2 separate regions of the Mus musculus genome follow, and region 1 is linked to region 2. Evidence: chromatin loops called from intact Hi-C (ENCODE). Cell type or tissue: heart. All regions are shown on one strand. Links, peaks and the distances in the headings refer to the core of each region. The heading gives the core; the rest is flanking DNA. Region 1 holds the start of H3c3 (H3 clustered histone 3). Region 2 has its middle 7.2 kb from the start of H4c18.

Region 1 (5,381 bases), core at 155-5,154, 1.9 Mb after region 2:
AATCTGGAATTGAAGTATAATTTGGACTAGACTAGCTAAATTTAAAATGCTTGTCAGTAACAGCTCTCATATTAATAGTGTAGGAAAAACAAAAATACATGCTCTGGGGTAGTATCTAGCAGTTTCTAAGGAAACAATAATAATGATGTGGTCCTGAAGTTTAGAGAGAATCCTGATCTTTTCATGCATCGTCCTACCCATGCCTCCTCATACCAGTGCTGACAGAGTTTAGGGTCTAAGGAAGGCTGGGCTCTCACAGCTTCTCCGGCCTATCTTGGCACAGCTTAATACCTGAAACACGGTCACCTTTGAAGATGATGAAGACAAATTTACATTTGATTATCCATTTTGGTAAAAACCTATTTAGCAGGATAATTGCGTTTGTTTGCTGTGAGAGTGGCTGGAAATATTTGCTAGTAGTTAACTTCCCAAAATCCCTTAATGGGGAAAAATGCTTTGAAAATTAGTAAAAAATTATAAGTAATAATTCAGTCTAAGCTCCTGTTCTTTCTCTCTCTCTCACTCCCTTTCCCTCTCCCCTCCCCTCCACTCTCTCTTGAAACAAGAAGTTACTTTGTTGCCTAAGCCTACCTGTTACTCACTGTATTGGGACAGACAGGCCTCAAATTCTTTATCATCTTGCTTCAAAGTTCCTGATGCGATTAAGTAATACTTGGTTCATTTGATTTGTACCAGATATCTGTTGGGGGTCTCTCTTATGATTCAGTTCTAATTTTTACTTTCTTCCCTGAGGACGTCTTTGTTTCTAGGAAGATGCAATTCAGTGCTGAATCTATATGGTGTTCTAAAGTTGTACCAGGAATTTTTCCTGAGGATCAAGTGTTCAGATTGCTTACAGCTGACTCTGTAATGCCCATCACATGCTTTCTCCTCCACTTTGTCACCTTAATTACAATCCACCTTCATGCCTACACTTTTAGTCGCAACACTATCACTACGAAAGCTTATAATTCATATGGGATTAATATAAAATCACTTAAGTAACTCTAAAAATTTTCAAAGAAACAAATGTAAAGAACTACTAGCTTTTGTTGCAACATAAACTGTAACTGCGGTACTAAGTAAAAATCAGAAGTATACAGCAACTTTACATGACATCTTAGGTGGCTCTTAAAAGAGCCTTTTTTTAAATAGCATAAAAACCATTATGCCCTCTCTCCGCGGATGCGGCGGGCGAGCTGGATGTCCTTGGGCATGATGGTGACACGCTTGGCGTGGATGGCGCACAGGTTGGTGTCCTCAAACAGACCCACAAGGTAGGCCTCGCTCGCCTCCTGCAGAGCCATGACAGCCGAGCTCTGGAAGCGCAGGTCGGTCTTGAAGTCCTGCGCGATCTCGCGCACCAGGCGCTGGAACGGCAGCTTGCGGATCAGCAGCTCGGTCGACTTCTGGTAGCGCCGGATCTCGCGCAGCGCCACGGTGCCGGGACGGTAGCGGTGAGGCTTCTTCACGCCGCCGGTGGCCGGGGCGCTCTTGCGGGCGGCTTTGGTGGCCAGCTGCTTGCGCGGGGCCTTGCCGCCGGTGGACTTGCGAGCGGTCTGCTTAGTACGAGCCATTCTTGGGAGGAGATACACAAAAGTGCAGGACGAAAGAAATCTTGCCCTTAAATATACTAAGAAACATTTTGATTGGCCTTGCAACTTTTTGAAAGTCGCGCGCTACAAATTCATTGGCTGGGAAATAGCCCGTGTGATTGGTAGTTTTAAGAGTATCTGATTGGCTACCTTGTTCTGACACTCTAGTTACGTTTTGTTCTTACAAAAAAAAGAAAAAATTAAAATTGGTATTTTAATGGAGTTTTTATCTCCAGATGGAATCACAATCTTGTTTTCGAGATGCGGTGATTGCAAGTCTGAGTGCCTAGACGTTGCTCCATTCCTTTGTAATTTTGTGTTACAAGGTACAAAGCGTAATAACTTGTAACTACTTTGGAGTTGGGTAAAGTAAAATCATGATCCAACAATCTTAACTCACATTCTTGGTCTTAAAGGGGGCAACTAGTATGTCAAGCGCTGTGGGTGAGTTATTTTAAAGGTTACCAATCTTTACTTCGTAGAAAACTGGGCTTTTAAATATGAACACTCACTACTCAAAGAAGTATTTGTGTATTTTCTACAGAAGGGGAAGGCACTATAGGTACTGCATCACAAGCTGATCTTGGGAAAAAGTGCATAGCTCTTAAGAGCCGTTAGATACGTCAATAGTAGAATTTCTTGACTTGAATCTATTTCCCTTGGCCTTGTGGTGGCTCTCGGTCTTCTTGGGCAGCAGCACGGCCTGGATGTTGGGCAGGACGCCGCCCTGCGCGATGGTCACGCGGCCCAGCAGCTTGTTGAGCTCCTCGTCGTTGCGGATGGCCAGCTGCAGGTGGCGCGGGATGATGCGCGTCTTCTTGTTGTCGCGGGCCGCGTTGCCCGCCAGCTCCATGATCTCGGCCGCCAGGTACACCGGAGCGCCGGCGCCCACGGCTCACGAGGAACTAACTGTAGGCCGGCCCGGGAGGAGCCGGTCTTGGCTTTGGCGGGAGCCTTGTCGCACTGCTTGCAGTGTCCAGACATTACTAAAAGTTCCCAAATAAGGAAACACTGTAACCTACTGTTAACATACCACATAGATTGTGTAGTGTCACGAAATATCGCTGTCCTATTGGTCAAAATGGTCTTCTTCTCTTGCCCAATTGTAGATGGGATTTTGAGTCTCTTATTTGCATAAAGCCTTTGAGGCCATTATTCTTAACCAATCAAAAGTAAAAGCACTTGCTCCTTCATTTGAATTTCAGGAGTATAAATAAAATAAGTGCGCCCTCACTGCCTACCAGTTTCTGACCATTTTGTGTGTCTTCTTTTGAACAGAATGCCAGAGCCTTCTAAGTCTGCACCAGCCCCTAAGAAGGGATCTAAGAAAGCCATCTCTAAGGCGCAGAAGAAGGATGGCAAGAAGCGCAAGCGCAGCCGCAAGGAGAGCTATTCGGTGTACGTGTACAAGGTGCTGAAGCAAGTGCACCCCGACACCGGCATCTCCTCCAAGGCCATGGGCATCATGAACTCGTTCGTGAACGACATCTTCGAGCGCATCGCGAGCGAGGCGTCCCGCCTGGCGCATTACAACAAGCGCTCGACCATCACGTCCCGGGAGATCCAGACGGCCGTGCGCCTGCTGCTGCCCGGGGAGCTGGCCAAGCACGCCGTGTCGGAGGGCACTAAGGCCGTCACCAAGTACACCAGCTCCAAGTGAGCTCGTAGGGCTCACAACAAACCCAAAGGCTCTTTTAAGAGCCACCCACACTTTTCAGAAAAGAAGTTGTAATATATGACCTAACTTTGTTAGCCAAATATGTCTTTATGAAAAGTGGAATTGAGCATTTGCTCTGAGTTTAAAGGCTGAGGTCACAATCATTGCCATTTTCCCACTTTGTGTCATGAGTTTCGATGTTGTACATATTGAGTCTAGGTATTTTACTCAGTGCTTTGTAGCAGTGCTATCTGTAGGAGTTGGCCTTTAATGTATTTAGTCTTTCAAATTAGCTTCCTACTGTGAGATTGAGTATTAAAACATTACAGCCAATTGCGCTTCAGTGAAAAGCAACCACAGCTTTCTAATTTTTTTTGTTTGTTTCTTATGTCTTGGGACATTTACATTCAGGGTAGGATATTGACAATAGATGGAACCAGAGGAGTTATAAATACTTGAAGCAACTTAGCTTTTTTGAAAAACCACCATGTTGACAATTGGATTTCCATGACTTACAAAGTAATTGTTAAAAAACTGGTAAAGGCTTTGACTGGGAAAAAGTCAGTGCCTCGAGCATTTGTGCTAGGGCAGGAAAACTAGGAATCAGATGGGGCAAATGGCTTAACGGGTGTTAAGTTTTAAATTTCTTTTTTCTTTTTTTTTCATTTTTAAACTGTCTGAGAATATGTGGTGACAGGAGAAAATAAAGTTGCTCAGAATGAGTAGTTCATGGAAAATATTTTAAAATATTTTATCCATGATTCGGGACTTCACCCCTGCTTTCTCATTGGTTTATCGAATCCTTGAATATGAAAGGCAGGCTCCTGAAAAGGCTAGGCAAAGACTTCAAGAGCTCTTAGAATGCTGGGTAGTGGTGATATACCTTCCTTTAATCTTGGGAGACAGAGGCAGGAGGATTTGAATCTGAGGCAAGCCAGTCCTTCAGAGAGAATTCCAGGACAGTTGAGGGCTACACAGAGAAACCTGGACTACAAAACACACACCCACACCCACACACACAGTGCGATTGGGCGGGGTGGGGTGGGGGTGGGGGTGGGGGTGGGGTAGAGAGACAGACACAGAAGTAGAGAGACAGAACTCTCATACACACAAAATACCATGGCTAAAATACTTGTCTTAGAAACATTTCTGTGTGTGAGAGAGAATACACAGCCCACCTTAACAGCAAGAAAGGAACATAGACGACGGTTCCTGAAGCTTGCTTACCTTGAGCTTACTCCCTTTGGAGTAAGATGTTAATATTCTTACTGTAAGTGGATCTCTCCAGTTAGGGATTCTTTTCTCTGTTGTCTTTATGCCTTTCCCTTTTTATTTACTGTTTCTTTTACACAAAAAGACATGAATACTTGATGTTTTACTTGACCATGCCATATTGGAAGAAACAGTGACAAATGTTGGAAAAATTAGCAAGGTCTTCAAAGAAACAGGTAGCGGGAAGTCCAGCCTGCTCATTATCTGAGGGAGTATGAACAAGAGACGAGAATGCCGTATTCTGGCTTAATTGTAAGGCAGAAGATGCAGGCTTCTCAAGTCTGCCTTAGCGTCATTCAACACATTTTTAATTTAATGAAGAAATTGAAATCTCTATGTGGCTGAGCTTGACATGAAGCTTTGGGTCTTCTTCCTTTTACCTTCAAGTACTAAGATTACAGGAGTCTCCCGTCCTCCCTGACCTTGAGTAGTGTGGGCCATAGGACTTAAAGCTTGCTTTTCACGCCTTCTTTCCTACTCCTTTACATTTCCAACAGTGGTGGTTCCTTTGTTTTTATATTTGTTCCTGTTTTTGGTTTTTTTGCTTGCTTGTTTTATGTTTCTTTTTGTCTTGGTTTTGTTTCTTGCTTTGTTTTGTTCTTACGACTTAAATTATATGTCAGTGACTCTTGTTGTTGGGTTTTTCATTGTAATGTCCTTAAAATCTACTACCTGACCATTAGTTAAAGTATTGGAGACTTACCAGTAACTTCAAATTTTTTAATCATAAAAATGCAGAGTGATACCTCTCTATGCAGTTTTGAAAAACCTTATGGGAAACATTAAGAGGTGGGATTTATAGATTGAATGATAAACATAGGATATTTTCCATACTTGTTCCCTAGCTGCCTTCGAGA
Region 2 (5,381 bases), core at 154-5,153:
ATGGGGGAATTGACTGAGAAACGCTGTCTTGATGGAGCTCCATAGAAAACTGAAGAAGTTACACTATCCTGCTCGGTGGTAAGCAGCAAACAGCATTAATGCTAGAGCTAGCCATAGATTTTATCTTTTGGAAGCTGTTGTTGTAGGAGGTGCAAAGAGGACACAGGCTAGGCTGGGTCTGTGTCAACCCAACGCTGAATTCACCTAGGGGTGACAGCTCATTGAGACGGGAGAATTCTATATAGGCTTTGTCTGCAGCCAAGAGCTGAATCAGAGAGAGAGAGAAACCAAACAACAACAACAAAAACAAAATACAAAAACATGTTAAGAAAATATCTTAGCTCAAGTAAATTTATGCTGTGCATGGTTCCTAGGAGTAGGAATGGTAACTATACAAATGACATGAGAAAGAGAGAGAAAATAGGTTTCAGGAAAGCAGTTCCCCTATCTGGGCTGTGTTAGCAAAAGAGAAGAAAAATGGCTTTCAGAGCTCTCCTATGGACAGGAGGAGATCAGGAGAAGTCCTGCTTCCTCTCTGGCCCCTACTGGAGATATCCCTAGTTCTGGTCACATCAAGTTCTCTTCCCTCTCTGTCTGTTGTCTGTCTTTGGTGTACCAATCTGTTCTCGTGTCAATTTATGTGTGTTTTGTTTCGATGTTTGAATAACTGTTGTTCTGTGTTTCATGTTCAAAAGAAAAAAATGGTTAAAACTTTATCTGCTAGATTTAGCTTAACTTGTTTAGAAGGCAGTCTTAATTTGCACAGCAGAAACTGATAAGTTACCCTGCACTGTAGCTGGGAGTCAAGCACAGCTGAAGAAAAGTTTCTCTTAAAGGGGCCAGCAGCTTCTCACATTTTATGGTAAATAAGCTGATGGGTGTTTTCTTCTAGAAATTTCTCTAGAAATTGTGTTTATTGGGTTCAGCAAGTGACAAGGTGCTTTTTCTCTTGAAATTACAGCTAGAAAAAGCAAGAAAATTTTGTTTGGTCTAAATATATAAGATGTGTGTAGCCACTTCATTTTTGTTTTTGACTGGTTTTAAAGGTATAAGTAAGTTATGCATGTCTTGGTTATAGAGTATTGGTTTATATGTTATTGGTAATGATTAAAAAATTGTAACACTGGTAACAAGAAAGTTAGGTTAAAACTGGTAATTCAGGGTTAGAGTCATTTTAAACAACATGTGGCATGAGCCAACCAAGGAAATCAGGTCTCTAAAGATACTACTAAATTGGGATAATATTTTCTGTAATTCTTATCCTAGAAACTAGAATTATAAGACAGGATTTAAAACAATGTCTCTTTAATGAAGTATTAAAAGTTGCACTGTCGTGCATTCATATACGAGAACTGGCAGCCAAACTTTGTAATTTGAAAGTAATACTCATTGATTCTAAAGAGAATAGATGTCTACACTGTAAAGATTGAATTTTGCTTTTCAAATTTATGGTTTTGCTCTAATATTGCAAAAGAAACTTAAAAATTATTGTTAAACTGCCAGTGTTCCATTGGCTGCAGTTTGATCACAGGCTCAGGAATTTTAGCTCACCCATATCTGTGATTAAGAAAAAAATCAAGCAAGTGAATGTCTGGGTCCAGCCTCGACACAGGGTCAGAGTTCTCAACTGGAAGCAGGGATATCTGCAAGGGGCATAATAAATATACACAGACTGCTTTTTTGGGTACAAGCTGACAGGCAAGTTTTCAAGGCTTAAAGTTTCTCTTCTCTTTCACTCTCTGCTCTCTTTCTCTCTCGCTCATTCACAGCTTGAGGCTGCACACACTCTCTCTGCATTCTCTTGTGCTCTCTGCTTTTCTCCTCTGTGCTTTTATTTTCTTGAACTCTCACGCCCACACACACCTCTGTGCGTTCTCCTTTCACTCTTTCACACACACTTCATACACATAACACACACATACCACATGCACTCTTCTTTCACTCAAATTGAAACAACTTGTCTTTTGGATAATGGTTGTCAATTTTGCTTTTTGTATTTCCTGTAAATTTATCCCATAAAGAATGCATCTACTACTATATTAATAGACAGCTCATCTATGGGAGAGAAACATGTGATTGCATCACATGTTTATTCTCTTGAGTTTCCCTCCACTTCAGCACAAATAATTGAAATACATGCTGTAGGCACTGTTTTTAAAATGTTGAAAAACCAAGCTTTTAATTTGCATACTGGTAGCCAATATATAGATCATGGTTTGCAATTGCTTGAAATTGTTCCTTTTTTAGATACTGCTAGTTCTCAAATTTTACAATTGTTTATGCAAATACAGCTCAAGTTCAGGAAAAGTACTGATCCTTTAAAGGACTGCCTTTGGACATTTAAGAGCTCATACTAGATTGCCTGGACAGACCCTTTAGGGCAACGCCACAGCAGATTTGTATACCGTGCCAGTTATAGGCCTTACACTGGAACAATTGGCCATACAATCTCATGTTTCCATCATCAAAATAGTAATAGCTTGAGACAGCAATTTGGTATTTCTAGAGAATGTGCAAGTCAAATTGTAAAGACTTGTTCTCAGTGTCCTCAATTTCTACCTGTACCACATAATTTTTGTTAATCCTCAAGGTCTTACACCTAATCAATTATTGCAAATGGATGTTACTCATATTTCTGATTTTTGAAAAGTAAAATATACACATGCGACTATTTATACCTTTTCAGGCTTTCTAATTGCAACTGTTTTAACAGGAGAAGCAACTAAAAATGTAATTAGTCATTGCCTGCATTATTTTTCTAAGCTTTGTGTTCCAAATCAAATTTAAAACAGACAATGGAGGGGGCTGGAGAGATGGCTCAGTGGTTAAGAGCACTGACTGCTCTTCCAGAGGTCCTGAGTTTAAATCCCAGCAACCTCATGGTGGCTCACAACCATCTGTAATGAGATCTGATACCCTCTTCTGGTGTGTCTGAGGACAGCTAAGGTGTACTCATATATAATAAATAAATAAATCTTTAAAAAAAATAAAACAGATAATGGAACTGGCTATTACAGTCAAGCATATGAGATGTTTTGTAGACAATTTAATATTACCCATATTACTGTGATTCTTTATAATTGTCAAATACAAGGTATTGTGGAACTTTAAAACAATATCATCTTTAAGAAAATAATAGGGGGAATTATATCCCTGTACACCACATTATTTAAAAATGCTCTTTTTGTTTTAAAATTTTTAAAAATTTTGATGCCAAAGACCTCTCTGCTGAGTGTCTATGGCACCCTACAACTAGGCTTGGTCACACCTAGGTGAAATGGAAGGATCCTCTTACTGGCACATGGCATGATTGAAATACTGTACATAATATGGGGGCAAGGTTCTGTTGATGTTTTTTCACAAAAAGAAAATGGATCCCAATGGCTCCTGAAAGATTTGTTTATCAAGTGGATACAGATCACAAGCCTTCTAATGATTATTGATACCAACGATGAAGATGGCTCAAAATCCTTATCAGCCAGCTGAGTTAACCTGGACTGTAGTCTCCACGATTACTGGAGAGAGAGTGTTTTCTATCAATTCTCAAAGCCACCCCCTATAAACCTGGTGGCCAGACTTTGTGTTTGATCTTTGCCAATTAGCACCTGAATTGAATACCTGGGATACTCCCACAGACAACTTTAATCTTGTTGCTTTTAACGTTTGGACTTTGTATCTTAACCAGATTGGTTGCATTCACACAGGATCACTTTCAGCAAGCTCAGCTGTTCACCGTGGCAGTTATCACTATGAAGACATGCATTGAGTCCATGTTCATATGTCCTTCGTGGCTTTTGTCTGAATGGGAAAGAAAGTACTTTTGAAGGCCTGTTCTTGAGCCCCTTTCGACCTAAGATAGAGACAAACACCAAAAAGCCATGTTTGTCCTCTACAACAGGTAAGAAGGAGACAAGGACATAAGACAGACATGGCCGCCTAGCCACTCTATACCCTAGAGGGGATCATGGACAACAAGTAAATCCCAAGTCCAGCTCACCTTAAAACAAAAACAAAAACAGGGGAATTGTGCCTTTCCCCAGCCTTGAGTAGGCTAAACAGACCTGAATTGTTTGCCACAGTTGGTCTTCCATTGACCTAACCGACCTAGGGTGGAGTCCTTGCCCTTGCCTCACCTGCACTTTCCACAGGAGCAGACTGCCTGCTGAGCTTGCCTAACACATAATCCAAATCTATCTAAAATAAAGGATGGGTTTGTGGGTTTTTCCTATATAAACACAGAGCTTAGAATTAAACTTTGAGCCTTGATCAGAAACCTTTGTCTTGGCTTCATCCTTCTCTTGCCCGCCCGTCATTTTTCATTTCCAGCCTCCCTTTCAGGTACCCAGTTCTCCATGGCAGCTAGACAGCTATATAATAATCTTTCTCAGGGTTGATTTTCCTCTCCCAATTTACAGCTTATGACTTTTATTATCAGGTGATTGATTGACACACAACTGTTGTGTAATGTACTCGGGTGGGGCCTGTTTATTTGTGGCCCAAGTTGCACTAGAGGACTGCAGTCATGCTGTAAATTCACCTTCTTAAAGTAACAGTGGATAGGCAGGGGCTTCACTAATTACATCTGAGAGCTCCAGACTGAGCACAAAGTACTCATGGGTAAGAAAAACACAGGATGGAGTGACTTACAGTACTGAGGCAAGAGAAGACTATAAATGAGTATATCACAGACTGCTAACAGGACAAAGCACATTATTAGGCTTCCCAGTGTCTAACCCCCAGCTACCCCCCCCCTTTTTTTTTTTTCATGGATCAGTTGAAAGTGTTTTTCCCCTTCCAAAGTAAGTGCCTGTCTTAACTTGATTCTGTTACTCTCAATATTTGGGGTTTCCCCCTGCTACTTGAGGACTTTTTTCCCCCTATATTTTAATTCTTATGCATTGACAGACAAACCAAACACAGCCAAGACCTAGGTTGTATCAGCCAGGCTGTGCACTCTTCAGTGATTCATGTTAATATTATTTTGGCATGTATGTGTGGGAGATAAAAGTGTGGTCTGTACAATGCTCAGGTTTAAGGTATCGCTTACTTCACCTCACTGAACAATAGACACCAAGAGCATTGCCTTTGCCACCCCCCTCCCATGGAGCACCCCTACTCAGCATGCAGTGTATTCATGTGCTTTCTTGTAGCTATTATTTCAGGTAACATATTACAGATCATTAGTTATCTGCCTCTACCCCCACCCTGTGCCTGGTTTACTTGGTATTTTATTTTGGTTCATTATGGTTATAGTAAAGTCTGATTTCCTTCTTAGGTGGAAGGGTAATCTTGTAAAATATATAATTAACACTTTTTTTTAAAAAAATTCAAATTTATTCTGGTAATAGGTTGGCTTCACAGGAGCTATTAATCTTAAATTA

The links. A loop is a pair of places that touch in the nucleus more often than their neighbours do. Peaks named below come from ENCODE experiments on the same cell type or tissue, not always from the same donor. Only the 100,000 strongest peaks of a DNase experiment are listed, where the experiment ranks them.
Region 1: a loop joins it to region 2, with 3 times the contacts of the local background. A loop is called at or near these places in 4 of 42 quality-filtered maps.

What each region holds. Positions count from the first base shown.
Region 1 is chr13:23,743,921-23,749,301 of GRCm38, forward strand. It overlaps H3c3 (H3 clustered histone 3), which reads right to left and starts at 1,601. Exons shown (of 1, transcript NM_175653.2): 1 at 1,122-1,601. The coding sequence starts at 1,577. The coding sequence ends at 1,167. H2bc3 (H2B clustered histone 3) reads left to right here and starts at 2,814. Exons shown (of 1, transcript NM_175664.3): 1 at 2,814-3,303. The coding sequence starts at 2,875. The coding sequence ends at 3,255. It also overlaps the pseudogene H2ac5-ps. In heart, for the core only: CTCF peaks have their summits at 1,636 and 2,435; DNase peaks (open chromatin) are centred at 1,671 and 2,531; H3K4me3 peaks cover 3,941 bases; H3K27ac peaks cover 4,674 bases.
Region 2 is chr13:21,822,282-21,827,662 of GRCm38, forward strand. No RefSeq gene overlaps it. Among named protein-coding and RNA genes, the nearest start is that of H4c18, 7.2 kb to the right of the region's middle. In heart, for the core only: no CTCF peak of the experiment used is centred there; no DNase peak of the experiment used is centred there.